3 separate regions of the Homo sapiens genome follow, and regions 1 and 2 are each linked to region 3. A link is a loop called in an ENCODE intact Hi-C map of the cell type or tissue named here. Cell type or tissue: dorsolateral prefrontal cortex. All regions are shown on one strand. Region 1 overlaps NMNAT3 (nicotinamide nucleotide adenylyltransferase 3). Region 2 overlaps COPB2-DT (COPB2 divergent transcript). Region 3 overlaps COPB2-DT (COPB2 divergent transcript).

What was found. Hi-C counts contacts between places; a loop is a spot of excess contacts. Peaks named below come from ENCODE experiments on the same cell type or tissue, not always from the same donor. Only the 100,000 strongest peaks of a DNase experiment are listed, where the experiment ranks them.
Region 1: it touches region 3 in a loop (13-fold over the local background); 88 of 110 quality-filtered maps call a loop at or near these places.
Region 2: it touches region 3 in a loop (6-fold over the local background); 6 of 110 quality-filtered maps call a loop at or near these places.

The regions. Positions count from the first base shown.
Region 1 is chr3:139,557,359-139,565,358 of GRCh38, forward strand. NMNAT3 (nicotinamide nucleotide adenylyltransferase 3) reads right to left here. Exons shown (of 7, transcript NM_001401600.1): 7 at 2,833-4,034. The coding sequence ends at 3,652. The region is part of intron 3 of COPB2-DT (COPB2 divergent transcript); the gene reads left to right. Among named protein-coding and RNA genes, the nearest start is that of RBP1, 22 kb to the left of the region's middle. In dorsolateral prefrontal cortex, CTCF peaks have their summits at 4,926 and 5,125; a DNase peak (open chromatin) is centred at 4,932; H3K27ac peaks cover 2,197 bases.
Region 2 is chr3:139,503,844-139,511,843 of GRCh38, forward strand. All of the region lies in intron 3 of COPB2-DT (COPB2 divergent transcript), which reads left to right. Among named protein-coding and RNA genes, the nearest start is that of RBP2, 31 kb to the left of the region's middle. In dorsolateral prefrontal cortex, CTCF peaks have their summits at 3,135 and 3,339; a DNase peak (open chromatin) is centred at 3,154.
Region 3 is chr3:139,422,963-139,430,962 of GRCh38, forward strand. COPB2-DT (COPB2 divergent transcript) reads left to right here. Exons shown (of 5, transcript NR_121609.1): 3 at 54-152. Among named protein-coding and RNA genes, the nearest start is that of COPB2-DT, 37 kb to the left of the region's middle. In dorsolateral prefrontal cortex, CTCF peaks have their summits at 4,774 (motif pointing right) and 4,973; no DNase peak of the experiment used is centred here; H3K27ac peaks cover 353 bases.

The DNA of each region.
Region 1 (8,000 bases), 130 kb after region 3:
CCAGCTCCACAGGCAGACCCTTCTACAGAGCAACATCAGGCCTGCTGTGTTCCCGTCTCCCGCACATGTCTAGTCAAATCTTTTGGTCATTTTTTAATTGAGTTGTTAGTCTTCTTATTTTTGTCATCAGAGTTCTTTAGATATCCTGAATTTAAATTGTTTATTAGATATACATTTTGCAATTTTTTCCCCAGTCTGTGGCTTATCTTTTCATTTTCTTAATGTCCCTCAGAAGGAGTTTGGGAAGGGAAGTAATATGACCAGATTTGCACACACATACAGCTGCCCTACCTGCTATGTGGAGAATGGACTGGAGGGGTCAGGACTGGATTGGGGCATCCTGTTAGGAGGCTGTTGGGTGATCCAAGTGAGAGATGATGGCAGTTTGGATGGAGAAGCAACAGAAGGGATGGAGAAAAGCAGCTCCATACAGCGGGTGTATAGAAGGTAGGACTGAGAGGGCACGCACTCCACACATTATAGATTTTCAACAGGGGAACAGAAAGGAGGCCTCCCCAAACTCATGCACAGAACACATTATTATTATTCTTTCTAGTAGTGAAACTCCATTCATTTGTGGGATTTACATATTTGATAATTTGGAAATGTAGGACAAGATGAATTTGAAGATTCCCTCTAGTCCTCACAGTCTGTGGTGCCATGAACAATCCTCTATGAGGTTATTTCAACAATACTAAAATACTCTGAGGCGTGTGCCTAGATGCATTATTACAGATTGTTTATTAGTCACACATGTATATCTATAATGCCAATTTTTGATCCAGGAAAATAACTTCATGACTGAAACTGAACACAATCTGTGCATGAAGATCCTTGCAGAAAGGGAGGGCAGAAATACTGTTAGCCTAGAAAGTGTGAGGATGGGGATAAGGAAATTCATATTCATGTATTAACCCAATTACCAAATGTACCTTGCAAATCTGGAGCGCTGTTGGTTTAACATGGGATTTCACATCATTCCGTCCCAAGTGACACAGACAGTATTATAAATGAAAAATCCTTTCCTCAGGCTAGGATACAGAGCTCCTCTCATTTGGGCACTACATGCTATCACAGGAGAACCTTTATTTAAGGCTGGAAATTCTATTTACTCAGGAGCCCAAACCACTGTTTTTCTGTTCTTGCAAAATAAACAAAACACCCTGGCAAAGCAGATGCAGAAAAGACCCGAGGGAACGGAAAGGAATGTGGAATCAGGTATGCAGGTCAGTGTTAACACAATAAGTCAGGAGCACAGCAGTGATACATATTTCTCTTCTGATGCTAAAAAAAGGAGGCTACATGAATCAATGAGATAAAGTGAGAGTACAGAAATTAAGACATATAATGTTTTATTTATATATGTATTTAATGAAGTAGGTTTTGTTGTTTTATTTTAGAAAGAGACAACATAAAGGCTCAGAAATGGATGTTTTGCCTGGTAGGGGCTGCATGATGCACACATGGATCAGGGAGATGATGACATCACCTCCAGACTGGTTGGACTTGGTGCCCTGAGCCTATGGAAAGCCTGGACAGGGGCATGGGGGCTTCAGACACCTGCTGTCAGGTGCATGATGCAATAAGGTACCCCTTCTCCAGGAAGTGATGATGAATCCAGCTCAGCATGCTGCACATTTTGGCCTCTTCTTCCTCAAGGCCTTTGCATGTGATGTTCCCTCTTCCTGAAAGCCAGCTGCCTCCACCCATCCCCAGATCTTGTGAACTCACCCTTCAGGTCTCAAATACATTGTCACTTCCCTTCTGTCTACACTGTCATCAGGGCAAATGGCAAATCCATTTTGTAGAGTCAAAACCTTGTATAATTTTGAAGGCCCTTTTCCAGAAATAAGAATAAAAATTATTGATTTGAAATTAGAGATCCATATAATTAGGGCCCTTTCTGGGACCCTGGAAACAAAGATTCTCTGCCCCTGGGGAGCTTCCAGTCTGGCTAGACATGCACTGGATCCAAAGAAGGCTGGGTAGGCTGAAGTCAGAGGCACTCAGAGTCTTAGAAAACCAGAACTAGAAGATAATTTAGAGGTGTCTGATTAAACCTCCCATTTTAGAGGCAGGGAAATGGAGGCTCACAGTGGGGGAAGGGAGTTAGTCAAAGTCACACAGCTTGCTGTGGCAGCTTTTGGACAAGGCTGTCTGATTCCTATCCCCCTGGATTCTCAGGGTCCTTAGGGACCTCTTGGAGTGCAGAGTTCATTTAGGGTGAGGAATGGCTGGCAGCTTCAGCGGTTGCAGGGATCAAAATCTGCTCCCCACCCTGACCTTGCTGGATCCAGAAAATCCTGATTTCCTACTTCACTTCATGACACATATGCAAACACTGAGATGTTTTGCGGGGGGGGAGAAAATAGATTCTTCCTAACGGGCCCTTTGTTTTTCTGCATGACTAAACCTGTAGCAAGGATGAACCAGAGTAAAACCATGGAGACGTAAATTCTGAATGCATTCAGTCATGTGGTCAGCAAGTATAATGAGTAAACCCAAACATAATTAGGCCAATCAAAACCTTTCCCTAATTTGGTAACGGAATGACAAATCCTACATGCACATGAGGCCCCTGTTCTAATATTTCAGAGACCTACCTGAAAAGAGCTATCGGCCCAGTGGTTTCTTTTAGAAGGCCGTTTGTGTGGCACCAAAAAGCAATTGCTTCCTCCATTCCTACTACCTGGAAACACAAACTTTTAAATTCATGCCAGTTCAATTGGAACAGTAGCAAATTTCATGAAGCAGCTAAAAAGAAGAGCAACAGCTGGTACATCAGGCATTAATAATATAACAAAGGAAGAAAAAAGAGAAATTTTTCATTAGTACTTTTTGATGTCAATTTATTATTTATCCCTTTGCCAGTATTCAAACAGACAGGCAGTCATAAAACATTAAAAAAGATCCTTTAAAACGGTCAGGCATCTGTTTTACCTCAGTTCCTTTTTAGAAACCTGGAAATCAGGAGCCCCGGCTTTTATGCTATAGCAAGTTTGACACTTGCTGTATCAAAAATATTGCTTGAGGATCACTACGTAGAAAGAGTTTTGTTTAAATTTTATGAAAAGCTGGTTAGGCAGGCAGACAATGGTTTCTAAGGCAAGATCCAGTGTAAATCAGCAATGTGCTGTTTCCAACTGTTTGACTCCTCAGTTCATATTCTGAAACCAGGGCGTTGACAAAACCCACTGTTCAGTAATTAGCATCCTGTCAAATCTTTCCAATCAAGACTAGCATGCTGCACCTGGTCCTAGTTAAAAAACACATTGTGGGCAATTCTGATCTGACCCTCAGGGGCCGCTGCCATGCTCAGAACTGCATTCAGCGTGCATGCCATAATTACCATCCACACAAAATAAGTAGACCTCCTTGTCCAGCAGCTCTGAGAGATTCTGCCTAATCCTAATGACCTGCCACACCATTTTAACTTCTTTGATAAATGTCTATCCTTGTGATTTAGACCTTTCCTCTCCTGTAAAGAAGGTATCTCTTCCTGGGACAGAAGACTCCTCAGAAGTAGAATCACTGTAGAAATAAAGCAAATGAAAAATGGAGAAGCAAAAACCAAAGTAAAACAGAAACCTTAACAGCCCTCTCCCCAGCAGGAGCTTGTTGGAGGAGGTGTGGGTGCTGAGTCCCCCCTCCCTAGCTTGTCTTGCCCTCAGTGCTCTGGGTGCTTTTGCCTTTCCAGGTACTGCCCTTGGTGTAGAGGCCATGGTCCTTGATGTACGTGATGACAGCATCGGGAATCAGGTACTTTACGCTCTGCCCTTGGCCCAAGGCTCGCCTGATGTATGTGGCACTGATCTCATTCTGCACAGGCTCCTTGGCCAGGTGAATGTTGTGCTGGTGCATCCGTAGGATGGGAGATTCTGCGATGTAACCTTTTGGGTCGTGACCTACTCGGCCCACGCACACCAAGCCAAACTTCTCCACTATTTCCTGGATGTGCGCATCCTTCCAGAGGTTGGGGGTCTGGAAGGTCTTCAAGACGTCTGCCCCACAGAGAAGCTTCAGCTCAGGCACAGCTGCAAAAACAAGGATGGACCCAGTAAAGTTAGAGAGAGGTCACTGCCAGGAAAGACAACATCATTGGAAAGTCTCACAAAATGCTTTTCTTGGATGTATCGAGAACTCAGTGTCTCCATGTTCATGACTTGAAAAGAAAAAGCATGTAAATGAATCTGCAGCCATTTCAGGGAATACAGTTGTAAGTAATGATTTAATCAATACACCTTTTGTTTAATATTGGAAAAGTGCCAAGGAATACGATTTTTTTTCTTTTCAGTGTTCTAACAGAAGTCTGTCTGTGGTTGCTTTGGACCAAGGCAGAGTGCTCTAAAGGTGGCTGTGCTGTACCCAGTACTGTGTCTTCTGATAGAAGGTAAGGTTCTGAAAGCTCTGAGACCAACAAGCCATGGGCCTTGGACAAGTCACTGCCTTATTTGAAATCCATTTCAGCCCTTGTGTTACTAGGAACTAGTACCTGGCACTTTTATATAACAATCTCACTATAAAGATTAATTATAAAGGCTCTTTGGATAAACAAAAGGTCTCTAAGACTCCAGCTGGTGGCCTTTTCATTGCAGTTTCCAATAAAACAAAGCTCTAGAACAATGCTTAATGTGGATAATCCTTTGGAATGTGTTCTAACAGAATGCTAATTGTGATAATGAAATAATACATAACATTTATTGGGAGATTACTGTGGGCACTACTACTAAGCTCTTTATGTGTATAATACCATATGCACCCCAGAACAATTTATGAGGTGAGTATTGTGCCCATTTTATGGAGGGGGCAACTGAGGCAGAGAGAGATAAGTGACTTGCCTGAGGTCACTCAGTTAGGCAGATAAGTCAGGTGTCAAACCCAGGCAGCCATCCTCCAGGTGTGGCATTTGTAACTGCTGGGTTCTGCTGCTGCCTGCTGGTGGAAATCTGTACCTGCATTATACTGGAGAAGCCCTTCCTAGAGTTCCAGACTGATTTTCCTGGCACTATCCGTGTCCCTCTTGGTGAGCTAATCAGCAAAGGAAATCCAAGTCTATGCTAGAAACAAGCTGCAGGGTCTCTGATTCTTCCAGAAGCTGATCCCAGCTTCAGTAAATGGCAAAGACTGGGGTCCCAGAGTACTGGCCCCTGTCAGTCACCACAAAGTCTGAGTAAAGAGAGGCTCCAGGGCTACCATACTGGAGAAAAACTTGTGTAAATGGTCAGTTTAGGATCCTCTAAGGTGGAACCTTTAAAGGAATCCAAATGTGGACCAGAGAGATGAGTTCACACAAAAGCACTGGAGCAACTGTGGAATGGAAAGTGAGAGACTGGAGGTGTCATGGAGAAGTCTGAGTCCTGGCCTCAACTGGGCACAGGCTGCTGTGCGGCCAGAGCCAAGACCTTTCTCTGGGTATCAGTTTCCCCATCCATGAGATGATGAGCTCTAGACTCATTTAAAGCAACATATGCAATCACAGAAACACACTTTTCAAATGCTCTAGCGGCATAATACTGGTCTAGTAAACGATATTCAAACATTCCTTCATTCATGCATGTATGAACTCTTAGTGGTTACAAACTAAGACTCTAGAGCCAGACACCTTACACCCAAATTCTGGTTCTGACGTTCAATACCTCATGTGATCTCAACTTTAAAATGAGGATATTACCCTTCATTTATTCATTCATTCACTTATCCATTTACTCATTTATCTACCACTCTATTCATAGAAACACCCACTCAACATTTATGAATTGTCTCCCAGTGTCTGGCCTTTTTAAACCAATAAAACAGCATTTAACAATTATTCAGTAACTCACACTTTTCACTAATTTGGGCTGGTCCCATTGCTCACAACACATATGTATATTTGAACGGTTCTGCATCTGTGAAGTTTTACTCCAATTTCTTATCTATCCAACCAGTGTAGTATAAAGGAGAACAGTGTTTGGTCTTTCAAACAATTAGGTAGTTTTATGTGGTCTTCCTATGGGGGAGGTACTATGATGTGCATTTCATTCCAGGATTTGCTGGGACCTGGGACACACCCCCTCTCTTCCTACAGGTCAGAGAACAGAGAAGATACCACCTCCTTTTTCCAATAGATTTTTTTGTGGGGACAATTTCTGCATGTCAGTTTCAACATTGGGTACCGTTTGATTCATTAACAATGACAGCAAGGAATACTATTCACTTTGAGCCTTGCCTAGAAGGAACAAGGGCCCACACCTCCCCTGCCCCCCAAATCAAAGGCATGTCTGTGAGGCTGGTGGTGCCTGTTATTTCATGACGACAATACCATGTGATAGATCACTTCTCGGGCAACATGGGCCTCAGACTTCTAATTCCTGGCAGTCCTGTCTTCAGGGCTCACAAACGCATTCACACATCTCTTCCAAATCCATTTACAACACTGTTACAAAATTTTTAGACCGAGTGACTCTATCCAAGTCCTAAGTATGTAACTCCAGGGTGTAGTATAAAGAAATCAATACGATTTCTCCTAACAGTGATACAGATACATAAACAAATGGGATGTCCATAGGCATTCTGGGGGCAGTGTGCTCTACCTTTGAGTAGCTAAGGGCTTTGAAAGGTAGATAAAACTGAAATTTACATAGACTGTGAGGGAAGTGCCACTAGGATCTTTGAAAGTTTGGTTGTCCTAAGTCTGTGAGATCAAAGAACACCAATCTTGAGGTCAGTCAGCTCTGGGTTCAACTTTAAATCTGCTGGTACCCTCAGGAAAATTACTTAGCCTATGGGCCTGTTTCTTCAGCCATAAAATGGGGATAGTAAAGCTTTCTTTGGAAGTTATGGGAATTGAGTGATGGAGAGAATGCAATGTAAATTTCCTGTCTGGCGCAGCATGTGAACACTGCCACCAACAGTGATGTCTGTCATGGTACCTCACAGACACACTCAGAAATGTGGGACTTCTGGGTCTAAACAGGACATGAGAGATGAAGCATCTGACAGGCAGCACCTAAATTTACCATACAAGGCCACCTTGGAACATTCAGTATAAAACGGAAACAGATAAAGGGCCTGCTCTGTTGGGAGAGGGAATCCTCTGAATGTGGCTGAGCTGTGCTTGGTTCCATCAGCCATGGGTGGGCGCCACCTTCACAAAAGACAGACAGAGTCAGCTGTTAAAGAACTGAAGGCATCATCCATCCCAAAGTGTCACACCCAAGCAGCCCAGAATGTAGCAATCCATATGACTCTGGGTGAGCCCAAGGAGGCCTGCAAATCATAGAAGTGATGGGCAAAGCAAGGCTCTGGCAGCCAGAAATTGCCGAGCTCATCACGTAATTTGCAACCCCAGAGTATAACAGCACACCAATAAAATACGCAGCACACAAAATGGTCCTTTAGAAATATGTCACTAGTAACACACATGCCATCTCATCAAAAGCCAAACTTATGCTGAGAAAAATTCCACCTTCCTGTTTTTAATTGCTCTACATTTTACCCCAATTACAAACATCAAACTGTGTTCATTATGGAATGTATGGAAAATATGTAAGTATTTAAAGCAGAAATAACAACAACAATATTAATTCTGCTTTCTACAAAACACCATCAGTTTTTAGTGTATTTCCTTAGTCTTTTCTATTTAGACATGCTAACAGATGGGAAGTATAGTCATATTTTTATATACTTAAGATTATATGCAGTATTGTATCCTGATTTTTTTCCACTTCCTTCATAAGTGTTTCTCCACATCATCAAAACCTTTTATGTAGTTTCTTTATGCTATGTATACAGTATAATTTAGGTATACTTTCCTTTATATTTAAACATTGATATTGCTTTTACTTCCTGCCATTGTAAAAACTGTTGTGATAAACATCTTTCTGCATAAATCTTTGTCCCAATCTCTAATTATTTCCTTAGCCAGATTCCTAGAATGGGAATTTATCAAGCAAAGAGTGCAAAGATTTTTAAAGTCCCTGATATATTTTGGTAAACTGAAAAACATAGTTTTCTTTTTT
Region 2 (8,000 bases), 81 kb after region 3:
CCCCCCTCCCAAATGAATGAAGCAAAAAAAAATGTAGGAAACACAATGAGATATATAACACAATCTCATTTACATAAGTTAAAAATATAGTACCATGGAACAATGCACATCTTGTAAAAATATGCTAACATTAAAGTGGAGAGAATGAAAGAACAAAGACAAAAAGGAACAAAGTTATACACACACACACACACACACACACACACACACACACACACGAAACCTTGAAAGAAAAAATGCAGTAGTATCATTTGCCCCTTGAAGATTTAATTAAAAATTGCCTATGATACCATCTGGGCATGGTGCTTTTGTGGGAAAGGATATTTCCTTGATAACTTTCTTGATTTCATCTAAGGCAATTGGTCTCTTTAGATTTTCTGCCTATTCTAGGACCAGTTTTGGTGTTTCTTATTTTACTTGAAAATTTTCCATTTTTTGAGGAAATAATTGTATTTACTTTTATTTCCTCTGTATCAGTGGCTGTTTCCCCATTCTATTTTTAGTTTTATGTATTTGTGATTTCTTATTTTTTCTTAGTTTGGTTATTAGGTAGTAGTGTCTTTATTTTTAAATATCCAACTCTTAGATTTGTTTTATTTTTGTTTTCAGTGTCATTAATTTCTGCTTGTTGCTTTAGCAATTTCTTCCTCCTATTGTCCTTATGCTTATTATTATTATTATTGTTATTTTTTTTTTTGAGATGGAGTTTCGCTCTGTCCCCAGGCTGGAGTGCAGTGGCGCGATCTCGGCTCACTGCGAGCTCTGCCTCCCGGGATTCACGCCATTCTCCAGCCTCAGCCTCCTGAGTAGCTGGGACTACAAGCACCTGCCACCATGCCTGGCTAATTTTTTGTATTTTTAGTAGAGACGGGGTTTCACTGTGTTAGCTAGGATGGTCTGGATCTCCTGACCTCGTGATCCGCCTGCCTCAGCCTCCCAAAGTGCTGGGATTACAAGCATGAGCCACCGCGCCCAGCCGATTTATTCAAGTTTTCTATAGATTCTTTGTCAGATGCACAGTTTGCAAATATTTTTTCCTATTCTGTAGGTTGTGTGTTTACTCTGTTGATTGTTTTGTTTTGTTTTGCTGGGCAGAAGCTCTTTAGTTTAATTAGGTCCCAATTGTCAATTTTTGTTTTTGTTGCATTTGCTTTTGAAAATTTAGTCATAAATTCTTTGCCTGGACCAGTGCCCAGAAGTGTATTTCTATGTTTTATTCTCAGATTTTTGTAGTTTGAGGTCTTACATTTAAATCTTTAATCCATCTTGTGTTAATTTTTGTATATGATTAGAGATACGGATCCAGTTTCATTCTTCTGCATATGGTTAGGGAGTTTTCACAGAACCATTTATTGACTAGCGTATCTTTTCCCCATTGTTTATTTTTGCTGACTTTGTCAAAGATCAGTGGGTTGTAGGTGTGCAGTTTTATTTCAGGGTTCTGTATTCTGTTCCATTGGTTTATGTGTCTATTTCTGCACTAGTACCAGCTAGCATTTAGTATTATCAGTATTTTTAATTTTTGCCATTCTAACAAGTATTTAGTGGTATGTCACTGTGGTTTTAATGTGGATTTTCTTAATGTCTAATTGTGTTAAACATCTTTTAATGTGTTTGTTTACTATCTCTGTTTCTTCACTGGTGGAATGTCCACTCAAGTCTTTTGCCCATTTTCTTATTGGATTTTTTTTTTATTTAACTGGTGAGTTTAGAGAGTTCCATATTGTTTTAGATATGAGTCCTTTGTCAAATATGTAATTTGCAAATATTTTTCCCATGTAGTTTTAATATTATCACCAATTTCTAACCATTTTGCTATTTAAATTTTGATTTACAGTTTAATTCAAAGGTTTTTAAGGGAGTAAGTAGAATACAAAAAGAATAAAATTTATTAATGATATAATGTTAGCCAGCAGTGGTTATCTAGGGCAAAGGGAAAGTCATCTTGCTTAGGTAGGGCTTTTAGCTGAGTCTTGAAGAATAGGCAGGGCTTGGGGGGAAAAATCTGTGGTTGATTACAGCAACCTTGAGGGTTTATTAATCAGGGGCTATAAAATAATGAGAGTCCCAAAGTGCAAAAGAGCAGAGATTTTCTGAAGACATATCCAAGCATTATCTTCATACCCCAGATTAGGTGATGCAATGCCCACCTCATCTGAAGAACAGCACCCTCTCAGAGGTGGCCTCTTTTGTGGGCCAAAGGTCCCCACCTATGGCTACGTGGCAGGAAGATTTCTTAACACGGTCTGGAGGTCTTCATAGAAGGGCCATAAATGTAAGCATGATCAAGGTTGGGCTGATAAACACACTGTGTGAAGTTCAGGCTATTAATTAACTTATTGCACAGTTTTGTACCCAGTAACTTAGAGAACTCAGGGAGCAGCAGAGAGGGAGAGGTGAACAGCATGAGACTAGGTCCTGCCTGGCTAGAGAAAGTCTAATGGAGGCCCTGTGGTCATCAAATGGGTCAGTAAGAAAGAGTTCCTTGATATGCAACCTGACTTGGCCCCTGTCTGCCAAGATTTCAGCAGAACCAAACCAACTGAAATTGAGTAAACTTAGTTAGAAAAGAGTGACTCAAGGAGGGCTTCTTGGAGGAAGCACTTTTTGAGCAAGTTCGTAAGAATTGCTAGAAAGGGAAGGATCAGGCATTTTTCAGGAGAAAATGGGAAGGAAAATAATGTCGTGCAGGAGCCATCACATTCACTTCAGGAGACAAGCCTAGCTCAAACAGAAAGAGAGTGTTCAGATTTTCAGAAAAGGGACTTCAGGGGGCTTTAAACACCAAAATGAGCAGGGCAGATGCTACATGACAGGAATTAAGGTGCTACTGTGGGCACTGGAAGTTCCCTGAAACTAACTCCCCTGCCACTTCTCACAGTGTCTGAGACATCACAGAGGGTCTAAGAGCACTTTTTTGGATTAAGGCCTTGCTCCCTTAAGGTTCTTCTTTTAGAAGCAGAAAGATACTTCTTCCTTCTGGTAATGCCCCCACACAATGGACCAGCCTACAGCGCTACACCTGGGGTTGTGTATCTGTGCTTGCTAGAAATATCCCCTTAGCTTTGGAAGTATTTAACCCCCTTGCAGGGAGTCTTTCTAGATTCCTGCATCTCACACTGCCCTCTAGATGCCAGCAAGCTCCTGGAGCACTGGCCCTCTGGAGTACTCATTCAGTCCCTTGTCCTGATGTGACATTTCCTGAGTGAATGGCCAGTCATGGTTTCAGCACTGAGCCAGTGGTCAACACACATTTACCGAGGAATGAAAGACTTCAGGGAGATATCTCAATCCCCCAAGGCCATTTTGAAATTGTTATCTGATATTGCTCTCATTTATTTATTTTATTTCATTGGGGTTATTGCTCTTGTTGTAGTTGTTCTTGTTCTTGTTTGTCTTGGTGTTTTTGTTTCGTGGCTTATAATAACAGAAATTTATTCTCTCAGTTCAGGAGGCCAGAAGTAAGAAAAAAATCGAGATGTTGGCAGGGTTGGTTCCTTCTGCAGGTTCCAAGGGGAGAATCTGTTCAATGGTCCCTGCTATCTTCTAGTGGTTGCCAGCAACCCTTGGCATTCTTTGTCTTGTGAACACATCACTCCAGTTTTTGCCTCCATATTCACATTGCCTCCTTCTGTGTGTGTGTCTCTATCTCTTATAAAGAGAGACTCATTGGATTTAGGGACCACCATAATCCGGTATGATCTCATCTCAATCTCTACCTTAATCACATTTCCATTGAGTTAATTAAGTAATTAAGTTGATAGGAGAACTGGCATCTTATTCTATCCTTTAGTTTTGGACTCTTTAGGATTCAGAACAAGTTGAGGTTTGTTAGCTCTTTCCCCCACCTGCTACAGGGTCCCCTTTTTGTAGCTTCTTGGCACCCAGACTGTGCAATGTGTCCTCATGAGAAGGGAAGAGTCTTTGGCATCACAGAGACCCAGGTGCCAATCCCAGTGCTGCCTCTTAGTTCTGCCTACAAAACCCTGCAGAGTGGAAAGAAAGTCTTGCTGTGAACTGGTGTGCCAGACACATGGGGTTCACAAGACAGGGCACAGCAGTCCTTCCTGGTTCCAGAAACCAACCTGATTGTGTATCTGAGAGTTCCTTTATTAGTTATTGATTGCTTTGTAACAGATTACCCCAAGACTTAGTAGTTTGAAATAACACAAATATTTATTATTTTACAGTCCTCTGGGTCCAGAATTTAAGAGTAGCTTAGCTGGGCTGGAGAATCTTCTCTTAATGGTGGCTCACAGGCTGTGGGTGAGAAGTCTCAGTTGCTCTCCACATGTGCCTTTCCACAGGGCTGCTCGAATGTCCTCATGACCTAGTGGCTGGCTTCCTTCAGATCAAGTGGTCCAGAAGAGAGAGCAAGGAGAAAGCTATACCTCTTGTGACCTAGAGTTGGAAGTCACACACCATTACTTCTGCTGCCAGTCCACATTCAAGTGAAAGGAAATTAGTCTGCACCTTTTGAAGAAGCTGTGTCAAAGAATTTGCCAAAATATTTTAAAACCACCTCAGCTCTCTTCTCCTCTAGGTCTCTATCCTCCTTCTCCACTGCTTCATCTACTTAAGTCTTATCACCACTCTGCTCCCCTCACCTCCTATCTCCCACCTCCAGGGTCTAGGATCTGTTAGAATGGTGTGTTTGTGGTAGTGGGGTGGTGGGTGCCAGATTAGATCTTAGAAGTCCTAGGCAGCATTGGAGGGGGCTTTAGTTCCTTCTAGTTTTAAAACTTAAATGTACTTAAGTTTTAAAACTTAAGGGTGTGGTGACTCGCGCCTGTAATCCCAGCACTTTAGGAGGCCAAGGCGGGTGGATCACCTGAGGTCAGGAGTTTGAGACCAGCCTGATCAACATGGTGAAACCCCATCTCTACCAAAAATGCAAAAATACAAAAATACAAAAAAAAAAAATTAGCTGAGTGTAGTGGTGCAGGCCTGTAATCTCAGCTACTTGGGAGGCTGAGGCAGGAGAATTGCTTGAATCAGAGAGACAGGTTGCAGTGAGCTGAGATCATGCCATTGCACTCCAGCCTGGGCGACAAGAATGAAACTCTGTATCAAAAACAAACAAACAAACAAACAAACTTAAATGTCTACAGGAAAATTCTCTGGTTAACACTGAGACTACCTCCTGTTATATAACCTCAATGCTCACAAAAATCTCTTATTCTGTAGTTCAAATAAAAGATGAATGAGGAAAGAAAAAAATGGGTTAGGAAGAAAGAATATCTTATTTTGACATATATAAGTGCATACTTTTAACCAATTTTATTAACTTCTCAGAGATTCAATTTATTTATCAAGAAGATGGGGATAATAATATTTATCTCACAAGACTGTTATGTTAGGACTATTTTAGTTGCAAATAATAGAACCCCAACTCATACTAGTTAAGGGTTGGGTTTGCTTATTGACTTATAAGTAAAAAGTACAGGGTTAGGACTGACTTCAGGAAGGACTGACTCCTGCTGCTTAAATAAGGAAGCACCTCTTCATCTCTTGTGCCCTGCTGTCCTCCATGTTGGCCTCAGGAACAGAGGTGCAACAAGCAAATTGGCAGTGGTCCACTACACTCATGGTGAAGATCGAAGGATATAAAGGAAATAAACTGCCCTGCACTTTTGATGGGAATTTTTTTCTGGATTCTTCTGCTTTCCCATCTCTCTCTCTCTCTATATGTGATCATTCAATAAGTCCTTTGGATTCTCCCTTAGCATTGCTGCTTGCAAACACCCCTCCTCTCCATTCCACTGCCTTGATGTGGCCTCCTACCGCCACTCCTGGACTACTGGGGCACCTGAACCTGAATCTGGCTCCAGATGATCCATTATTCCCACACACCTCTGAACAGCCCCTTGGCTACAGAGGTCCATGTGGATGGTTTATGCCAGAGAAAGCTGGCTGCAGATGGGTGGTAGAGCAAGCTAGCTGAGATGGAGTGGAGATGTATTGTAGTCATGGTGCTGGCACCACATTTCCCAGTGCAGCCCTAGAAACCAGAGCACCTGTGAGCTGAGGGAGACCAGATGGCCAGAGTGCACTGCAGCTTCTCAGCTTCCACTCACAAGCAGCTTCACCCTCCATCTTCCCTTCCAGGAGAAGTGATTGCTTTCCGTACTTTGATCTACAGTGGAAAGTGCCTGCCTAACCCTGCCAACCAGCTCTGCAAGGGGATTCACAGTGAAGCCAGATGGAGTTTGATTTTGTTCAGGCTTATTTATTTTAAATTTTATTTATTTTAATTTGCTTTTAAAAAAGTTTTTAATCATGAAATATTTCAAACATCTATAGAAGCAGCCAAGATAGTTGAATGAATTCCATATACCCATCACCCAGCTTCAAAATTTATCAACTCATGGCAAGTCTCATTTCAACTCCATTCCTGCTATTATTTTCCTCCTCAGTTATCTTGAAACAAATCCCAGACATTATGCCCTTTTACCCATAAATATTTTAGCATATATTTCTAAAAGAGAACTTTTAACATACATGACCTTAATGCCATTGTCACACCTGAAAATTTAGCAGTACAGTATTTTTGGTAATATCAAATATCCAATCAGTTTACAAATTTCCCTAATTACCTTTTTAAAGTTTATTTTGTTTTTACAGTTTATTTGTTCAAATTAGCCTTCAAATACAGGCCATGTAGTACAATGGATTGATATGTCTCCTGAATCTCCTTTAGTCTGTGGGTTCCTTCTTGGTTTCTTTTTTGTTCCTTGCAATTTATTTCAAGAAGAAACCAGTCTTCTGTAGAATTTCTCTCAGTCTACATTTTACTGATTGCATCCCTATAATGTCCTTTAATTTGTCCCTCTATCTCTGCATTTTCTGTAAATTTGTAGCTAGATCCAAAGTCTTGATCAGGTTCAGAGTTGACCTCTTGGCAGACCACGTCATAGGTGCTGTGTTGTAGGAGGCACAAGCACCTCCTGGTTGCCTCTCTATTTTATGATATCACTGCCTTGATTCATTCATTCATTAGGAGGTATTAGCTTTTTCTTAATTATAAAGAGAATATATTCTCATTTTAAAATGACTTAAATCATATAACATGATATAAAATGAAAAGTAAAAGTCAAGTGTCATGCTTTTCCTCCTGGCCCTCTAAGTTCCACACTTCAGAGCTAAACATGTTTACAAGTGATCATGTATTTGAAGTAATTTAAAAAATTGAGTTGGGCTTGGTGGCTCACTCCTGTAATCCCAGCACTTTGGGAGGCTGAGGCGGGCAGATCACGAGACCAGGAGTTCAAGACCAGCCTGGCCAATATGGTGAAACCCTGTCTCTACTAAAAATATAAAAAATAGCCAGGTGTGGTGGCAGGCGCCTCTAGTCCCAGCTACTTCAGAGCCTGAGGCACCGGAATTGCTTGAACCTGGGAGGCAGAGGTTGCAGTGAGCCGAGATTGTACCATTGCACTCCAGCCTGGGTGACAGAGTGAGACTCCATCTCAAAAAAAAAAAAATTGATATAATTACTTCAAGAAGGTGAGAGGGTATGTATGGCAGAGATATGCTAAGTGTAGCCTCCCCACCCCACAAACTCACATGATTATGTATAAAACAAAGCTATTATATGTATAAGACTCATATAATAAAAGTATAAGTGTATATTATATATAATATTATATTTATATAAACATTATAGAAAAAAATAGCAATACAAGACAACCATCTTGGGAAATCTCAAGAGGTACGTGATAATTACCAAATTAGTGGCTATTTTAGAAAATATTCTTATAGTTTAAAGTAACAAAATTCTACTGGCTTAAGCCTGAAAGAGAAATGTGATATGAAGCTACAGGAATAAGTCTTAAGGTCTTCCAGTGGGAAGTGTCACTTGGCCTGACAAAGGATTATTGTGTCCACAATCTAAAAAGCCACCAGGAACATGGAAACTTCCATTGCAGGCTTCTCTCTGCATATTTGCTTTATTTTTCTCTCTGCAGACCAGCTTTTTCTGCCTTGGTATACACAGGTCA
Region 3 (8,000 bases):
TGATTCAAGATGTTTTCAAATTTGTAAAATCAGTTTTTTACTTTCACTTCCAGGAACATGGAGGAGACATATTTCCACCTATTTCTCTCCATAAGTATAAAAGACCATAAAAGACCATCTAGGGACTTCAGAACCCAAATAATGACACAATGGTGAGTTCCCTGGGTTTTCTTTTTTGCACTGTATTTCCCAGACTTGGAGCTGAAGAAGTCAGCAACATAGAAACACCAATGGACACAAACAAACGTAGCCCAAATAAAAGCCTGTTCTCATTAACCAGTGGACCAGGAAAAGGCAGCCTAGCAAGGCAGAAAACTTTTAGACGATAACTGTAATAATTTCTGTACTCCAGCCAAGCACCAAAGGAAAAAAATGCTGCTCCACCCCACTTATGCCAACAAAGACCAAGTTATGAGCTTAAATGTCCACCCTCACCTAGCTGTGATGAACTGTCCCAACTCCCCTACTGGGGTGGTGCCAGAGAAGGCCAAGTAGAGAGTTGGGACTTTAATCTCCACTGGGTGATAACGAGACCCACCCTTCCACAGTGTCAGTGGAGACCATGTGGGAAGCCTGGACTTCTTCCCTAAACTATCAGTAATGAGGTGCTCCTCCATCATCCCAGTGGACTAGTATAGAGAAGGCCTAGCAGTAAGAAAGCCACCCTCTCAGCCACCTGCATGGCGTCAGCAGGGGCCATGTGGGGAATAGTAATAAGGTACTCCTACTCCTCCCAGCTAGGGAAGTCTCAGTAGAGAGGCCTTGTGGGAAGCTGGAACTTCTAATCCCACCTAGCAGTAGCAAAGAATCCCTTATCCTGTCAAGTGCCCATGGAGGATGAGCGGGGAACCTACTCCTGGCAAAAATGAGATGCCCTTCCACCCCTTACCACCTTGCTGGAGCAGTGTGTCAGAAGAAGTCAGCTAAAACAGAAGGTTCAGATAAGATAAAGATCATTTCAATAGAAACGATCAGGTTTCTGTTGAAAATCACTTGTCACATCAAGAACCAGGAAGATTTAAAATTGAATGAAAAAGACAGTCAATAGATGTCAATACCATGATGCCAGAAATTTTAGAATTATATGACAAAGATTTTATAACAGCCATCATAAGTGTTTCAATGAGCCATTAATGAACATACTTGAAACAAAAGTTAAAAGTCTTAGAAAAGTAAAAAGAAAGTATCAGCAAAGAAATAAAAGATATAAAGAAGAACCAAATGGAAATTTTAGAACTGAAAAATACAATAATGACACAATATGTGCTTTCCCGCTATGATCAGGAACGAGACAAGGATCTCCACTCTCATCACTCTTATTCAACACAGTGATAGGCGTTTTAACCCAAGCAAAAAAGCAATAAAAGGAAATAGAAAGCATACATATTAGAGAGGAGAAATAAAGCTGTCCCTGTTTGCAAATGACATGGTAGTCTATACAGCAAATCCCAAGTAATCTACATAAAAACTAATAAGTGAGTTTAGCAAACTTGTAGGATACAAGATGAACATACGAAAATGAATTTATTGCTATGTACTAGCAATGAACATGTGGCTACTGAAAAATTGCAAAATAGTACAGAGTTTTTATATATTTTTCACCTATACTATCACAATTGTTAACATCTTGTGTAAACATAGAACAATGATCAGAACTGGGAAATTAACATTGGCACAATACCATTAACCAAGGCTGGAGTGCAGTCGCGTGATCTTGGCTCACTGCAACCTCCGCCTCCAGGTTCAAGTGATTCTCCTGTCTCAGCTTCCCGAGTAGTCGGGGCTATAGGCATGTGCTATCATGCCTGGCTAAATTTTGTGTATTTAGTAGAGATGGGGTTTTGCCATGTTGGCCAGGCTGGTCTCAAACTCCTGACCTCAGGTGATCCGCCCCCCTCGGTCTCCCAAAGTGTTGGGATTACAGGCATGAGCTACCGTAGCGCCTGGCCTCCACTAATGTATTTTTTTTTTTTTTTTGGTTTTTGTTGTTCCAGGATACTATTCAACATACCACATTGTATTTGATTGTCATTTCTCCCTGTTCTCTGACAGTCTCCAATTGTTCCTGGGTCTTTCTTTGTCTTTTGTATGATCTTGACACCTCCAGAGATCAGTTATTTTATTGTATGTTCCTTATTATGAACCTGCCTAGGGCATTCTCCTGATTGGACTGAACTCTTGCACGAAGAAGCTTTCTGAAAGCTTCCAACTTCTGAAATTCAGAAAGAATTCCTAGAGAAAGGAGGGGTGGGGAAGGAAAGTCAAGCTACTGCTGGTCCTGAAGAGGAGTCTTCTCCTTTTGAGTTTTTAGATATATCCCTGGGGAAAAGACCACAGAAGCACCAAATAGATTTGTGGAGCCCAAGAGCTAAAGGCCCATGTGCCTTTTTCCTGCATAAAGGCCCAGGAGGGCTAGAATTACCCAGAGAGGGATGGAAGTGGCTGTGAGGGGTGTATGAGGGAGTAGAGAAGGCACCATATGTGGCACGGCAGGGCATGGCAGAGTAATTTTTTGTGTGCCAGGGACTGGGCACAGAAGCCACTAAGAAAGCTTGAGAGCTGGGAACAAGGAACATCTCCACAGTGAACTCCCTAACAGATAGCTCAGGGGATCTCTCAGCTAGTGTGGACAGGAAACATCAAGGACATTACATAAGCTCCCCCTCATTCCGCCCCAGAATCTAGATGTAATCAAGAGGACAGAGAGATGCTCCAAATTTGCTTCCCACCTACCAGAATAGGGACTCTGCTCTGTATTAACCTATAAATAAAGTATGTTGCTTGTGCTCTTGAGCTATCATCTGGGATTCATACCTCCTAATAAATGCCACTGAATATTATGAATAAAGGTATATGTGCACAGGAGTGTGTGCATGAGTATGAGTGTGTATGTTTGTTCCAAGCAGAGATAGCAGCATTTTCCAAGGTCTGGAGATAAAATGAGAATGTGCATGTGGAGAACTACAAACCATTCATGGGAAAGTACACAAATGGGCTGTTTTTTCAGGTCGGGTTCCCAATGATACCGTCTTTTTTCTATTACACAGTGACGTGTGTAAGGCACCAAATCATGATGCTAGGAAAAACATCTTGATATGTAATGCCATACCCACCATCTAGGTAATGGTACTGCATATCTTTGGTCCTTCCGCATGTGCCAGAGGGTGTGCTGCCATTAACCATGAAAGGAACCCTTCAGCATGTTTATGAGTGTGGATGAGAGGTATTGCCCCTTTTTCCTCCAGATGGTGAGCAGGTTGAAATGACAGCTCAGCCACTCCACCACTAATAAAACTTCCTGACACTCTGTAGTCCTTTATGGACTATGACTCAGTTCAAATTGCTAGACTTACGGAATGTAGAATTTTAGGCCAAAGAGGTTCTGAGTGGGGCCAATTGCCTAAAGGTACAGATGGTGAGACTGAGGTGTAAAGAGGCAACGATGCCTTGCCTAAGTGTCCTCAGCAGGCCTGTGACTGAGTCTCTGGGGCTCCAGGTCCCCAGCCCAGTGTTTTCTGGCTACTTCACCGTGTTTCATGGCTCTCTGGAGTAGCCTCCTTTCAGGAAAGCACTACCTGCCCCTTTCGCTCACTCAACTTTCAAAACCCAGCTCAAATACCCGCTGAATTGACCTTCCCCATGGTAATTCTTATTTATTTGGCAATTAAATAAGTGTTGTCTAATGCCCTATCTTCTAAGGTTATTCTGTCACCTTAAATATTTTTTTTTCAAAAAAGACTTAAATTTTAAAGTCTTTATTATCTTTATTATCTTATTCAATAAAACTATTAAATTTTTGAGGATAGGCATCATAATTTGTGTGTGTGTGTGTGTGTGTGTGTGTTCCCTCAACAGTACCAAGCACAGTGTCTTTTACTAGTAGGTTGCCTCTAGCAGGTAAATAATAAATATTAGTTGATTTGATACTGCTAGCACAAGTTCATTGCCGTGTGAAATGTGATGCAGAGGCAGTATAAAGTTAATAACATGGACTCAGGAATCAGCAGGCCTGGTTTTGACAAGTTGTGTGACTTTGGAAAAGTTGCTCAAGTTCTGAGCCTCAGTTTTCTCATCAGTGATGTGGGTTAATGACACTAATCTCTTACAGGATTGACAAGAGGATCACATGGGATTATATATACACATTTATATGTATATATAGCTATCTGTATATTACTAGATATAGTTATTATTATAGTAATATAGTAATAATTACTGTATTATATATTATAGTAATAACTATAACTATGTATAGTAATATATAGATATAGCATATGAAACCCACACATATATATGGCCACAGCTATAATCCTTCAGTTGATGGCAGCTATTACTACTATTAACGTCATGAGTTGGAAATCAGGCCAATTAACTCCATCCATTGAGTTCTATAGGCTCAAACTAAATCTTCAACAAATATAGTCATCTCAACACCTGCAGAAGGGTTAGAGAGTCCAGGCAAAATCATGTGGGTAGGCACCCATGCAAATTCTCACCCACTGTTATTCCACCATACTCCCACACTCATAAAACAGTAGCATATAACACGGGTGCCACGTACCATGGTGATGTGTATTTGATACACAAAAATTATGTGAATTATGCATGTGTGTACATATGTGTATGTGCACACATTTGCAGGATAGTACTCTCCAAAAACAAAAACAAAAACAAACAAAACAAAACTCTTCCACCCCAGCCAACTCAAACAAGTAGTCCTCTTGCCCAATAGTTGTTAGCCATATTCTCTCCTTGCATAAATATAACCACTAGGAGGCGCCTTAATCCTTCTCTTTAGCAGCCTTTCTGCTCGTTAACACCAGGGAGTCAGATCTGAAAGTCTTTAAGTGAATCTTTCTCAACCCACTGCAGAGTGTGCAAATCATTTCCTCAGCTGATTCAGATGTATTTTGATGTGCTGGGAAACCTGAACATTCTCTCACGCTGTGGAGATTAATTACCTTGAAATATTCATTGGATTAAATGTATTTAAACATGTACTGTTTAAAGCTCAGTGCTGCAAAATGCCATCCTCAAGATATATATTACGGGCATTAAATAATTAACTTTAGTGTGTGAGAGGAGAGGGGGAGGGAGAGGAAGAGGGAAGGTGGGGGGAGAGGAGAGAGAGAGAGAGAGAGAGAGAGAGAGAGAGAGAGAGAGAGAGAGAGGGAGAGAGAAACACATGCTTATTTAGTGCTAGGCCAGTGGTGAGACTGAGAGCAACCAAATCTAAAGCTTTCCATAAATCAGCTAAATCCTGGCTTCACCTGTTACTAGAACTATGTGACCTTGGGCAAAATACTTCATCTCTCTAAGCCTCCTCTGTAAAATGAGAATGACAGTATCTCAGAAGCATGAATTTTAGATACTAATACAGGGAAAGCACTGGGTATCCTGCTTAAGACATAGTAGCACTCACACAAAGCAAGACTCGGCTTCCTCTTCCTCTTCCTCTTCTTCTTCTCTCCTTTAGACCTAGATACGAGGACTTGATCTTGGCTTTGCCATTCTCCTTCCTTCTCTGTGCCAAAGTGTTGTCGCTCAGCTCTGGGAACAGCAGCAGTCCATGCGTGTGAGGTGTACTGTCTCTAGAGACAAACTACCCAGGCCCATGGCCCAACTCCATCCAGCACGTACCAGCTGTGCGACCCTCAGCGCCTCAGCTCCTTTATCTGCAAAAGGGGATAATAACAGTACCTTGCCCCACAGGGCTGCCGTGAGGGTCTAAGGAGTTACCATACATATAAATTCATGAGAACAGTACCTGCCACATAACCAGTGCTTTCCAGGGGTTGGCTATTATTATTTTAGGTTCAATTCAGTTTTCATGTGTATTCAACTCCTCAAACTGTATTTCTCCTCGTGCACCATCCTACTTGTCTCAGTGTCACGCTTAGTTCTTAAATCTTTCAGCAGCTGTATGCTCTAAGCTTTAGCCTCCCCTCTTTCACTTACCCAAATTTACCTCTTCTTAGGATCCTGGTTTATGGCCTCTGTAGGAATTGAAGCAAACCAACTCATCTTAACATTGTACTAAGAGGCTACAGCTGAATATAAGCTCTAGTGGGGCAGAGGTGCTGTCTGCCTTATCCACTACCTATCCCTAGTACCTAGTAGGTCCCTGAACATAGAAAGTGCTCAATAAATACATTACGTGACTCTCTGGACTTTCAGAAACACAAAATATTCGTTGAAAGTAATGGATTACCTGAGGTCAGGAGTTCGAGACCAGCCTAGCCAACATAATGAAACCCTGTCTCTACTAAAAATACAAAAATTAGCCGGGCGTAGTGGCAGACGCCTGTAATACTAGCTACTCAGGGGGCTGAGGCAGGAGAATTGCTTGAACCTGGGAGGCGGAGGTTGCAGTGAGCGGAGATCACGCCATTGCACTCCAGTCTGGGAGGCAGAGTGAGACTCTGTCTCCAAAAAAAAAAAAAAAGAAAAAGAAAGTAATGTGTTTTGAATGGTGGGATTTCAGGCGTCTTGACAGGCTGCTGGAGGGGAAAACATTGAAGGTAGGGGACTTTCATCTGTGTCCTTCAGACCACAGTGGCTAGGAGACCTTCAACTTTACTTACACATGTGGCTATTTTTTTTTTAACTTTTTCTTTTGAAACAAATTTTGACTTACAGAAAAGGTGCAAAAAATGTACAGTGAGTACTCATATATGCATTGCTTGGCTTCCCTAAATGTTAAAGGAACATCTTAAATAACCATAATACAGTGATCAAAACCATGAAATTAACATGGGTACTATTAGTGATGTTATGAGTGTTATTAATTACTATTAATCAAGCAACAGGCCTAATGTGAATTTCACCAGTTCTTTCATTGATTGGATCTCACATCGCATTCAGTTGCCATGTCTCCTTGGTCTCCTCTAATCTGTGACATTTCCTCAGTCTTTCCAGTCTTTCCTTGTCTTTTGTGACCCTGCCACTTTTAAATAAGGCAAGTCAGTTATATTGCAGAATAACTGTCAATCGGGGTTTGCTTGATGTTTTCTCACTATTGAATTGAGGTTATGCATTTTTGGCAGGCATACAACGGTGATATGACCTCAGTCTATGGATCAGGGAGTACATGATGTCAATAAGTCTTATTACTGGTGATAATTAACCTTGATCATTTGGTGAAGGCAGTATCTGCTGGCTTTCTTCACTGTAAAATTACCATTTTTCTCTTCATAATTAGTGAATATCTTGAAGGACGTATTTGACACTATGCAACTATTTTGTTTCTCCTCAAAATTTCTTATACTAATTTGAGCAGCCATTGGTAGATTTTTGCCTGTAATAATTATTACTGTGGTGTTTGCCTAATGGTGACTTTTAAAAATATTTTCCCATTTCATCTACATTTATTAATTGGAATTCTTCTGTAAGTAAGAACTATCCCTTCTTCCCAATTTATTTTTGGAATTTTTATTTTTATATCAGTAAGGAATCGTGGATATTTATTTTATGAATTATAATGCAATACTTTTCTTGTTTACTTATTTCTCAATTCATTCCGGTTTTGGCCAATGGGGTTGCCTTCAATTTTACTGTTGTGTTCTCTCATGGGCTCCTATCCTTTTTTGAGCCCTTCCCTAAGGCTGTATTTGCTAACCATGTACATCACCTGGGCCTGTCCCCCATTATGCATGGTGGGTTGGTGGGGAAGTCCAAGGAGGCAGACAACTGGTAGGCAGTGGTTGGGCTTTGAAGCCAGGTCTCCTGAATGCTTGTCCTGCTCTCTGCCAAGGCACCATTCTGCCTCTCCACACATCACAACTTTTATTTACCATGAAATTCACATAATTCCTCCCTGCTCTGCTTCCCTGGGCTCAGCCAGTCACTGACAGGCTAGGAGGCTAGGAAACAATGAGACACATCCAGAATATGGACTATTTACAAGAAAATAGCCCTGTACTGTTTAAAAAGTCAATGTCATAAAAACATAAAACAAAAGTAGTGAGGATGTTGTCAATTAAAAGAGGCTAAAGAGACAT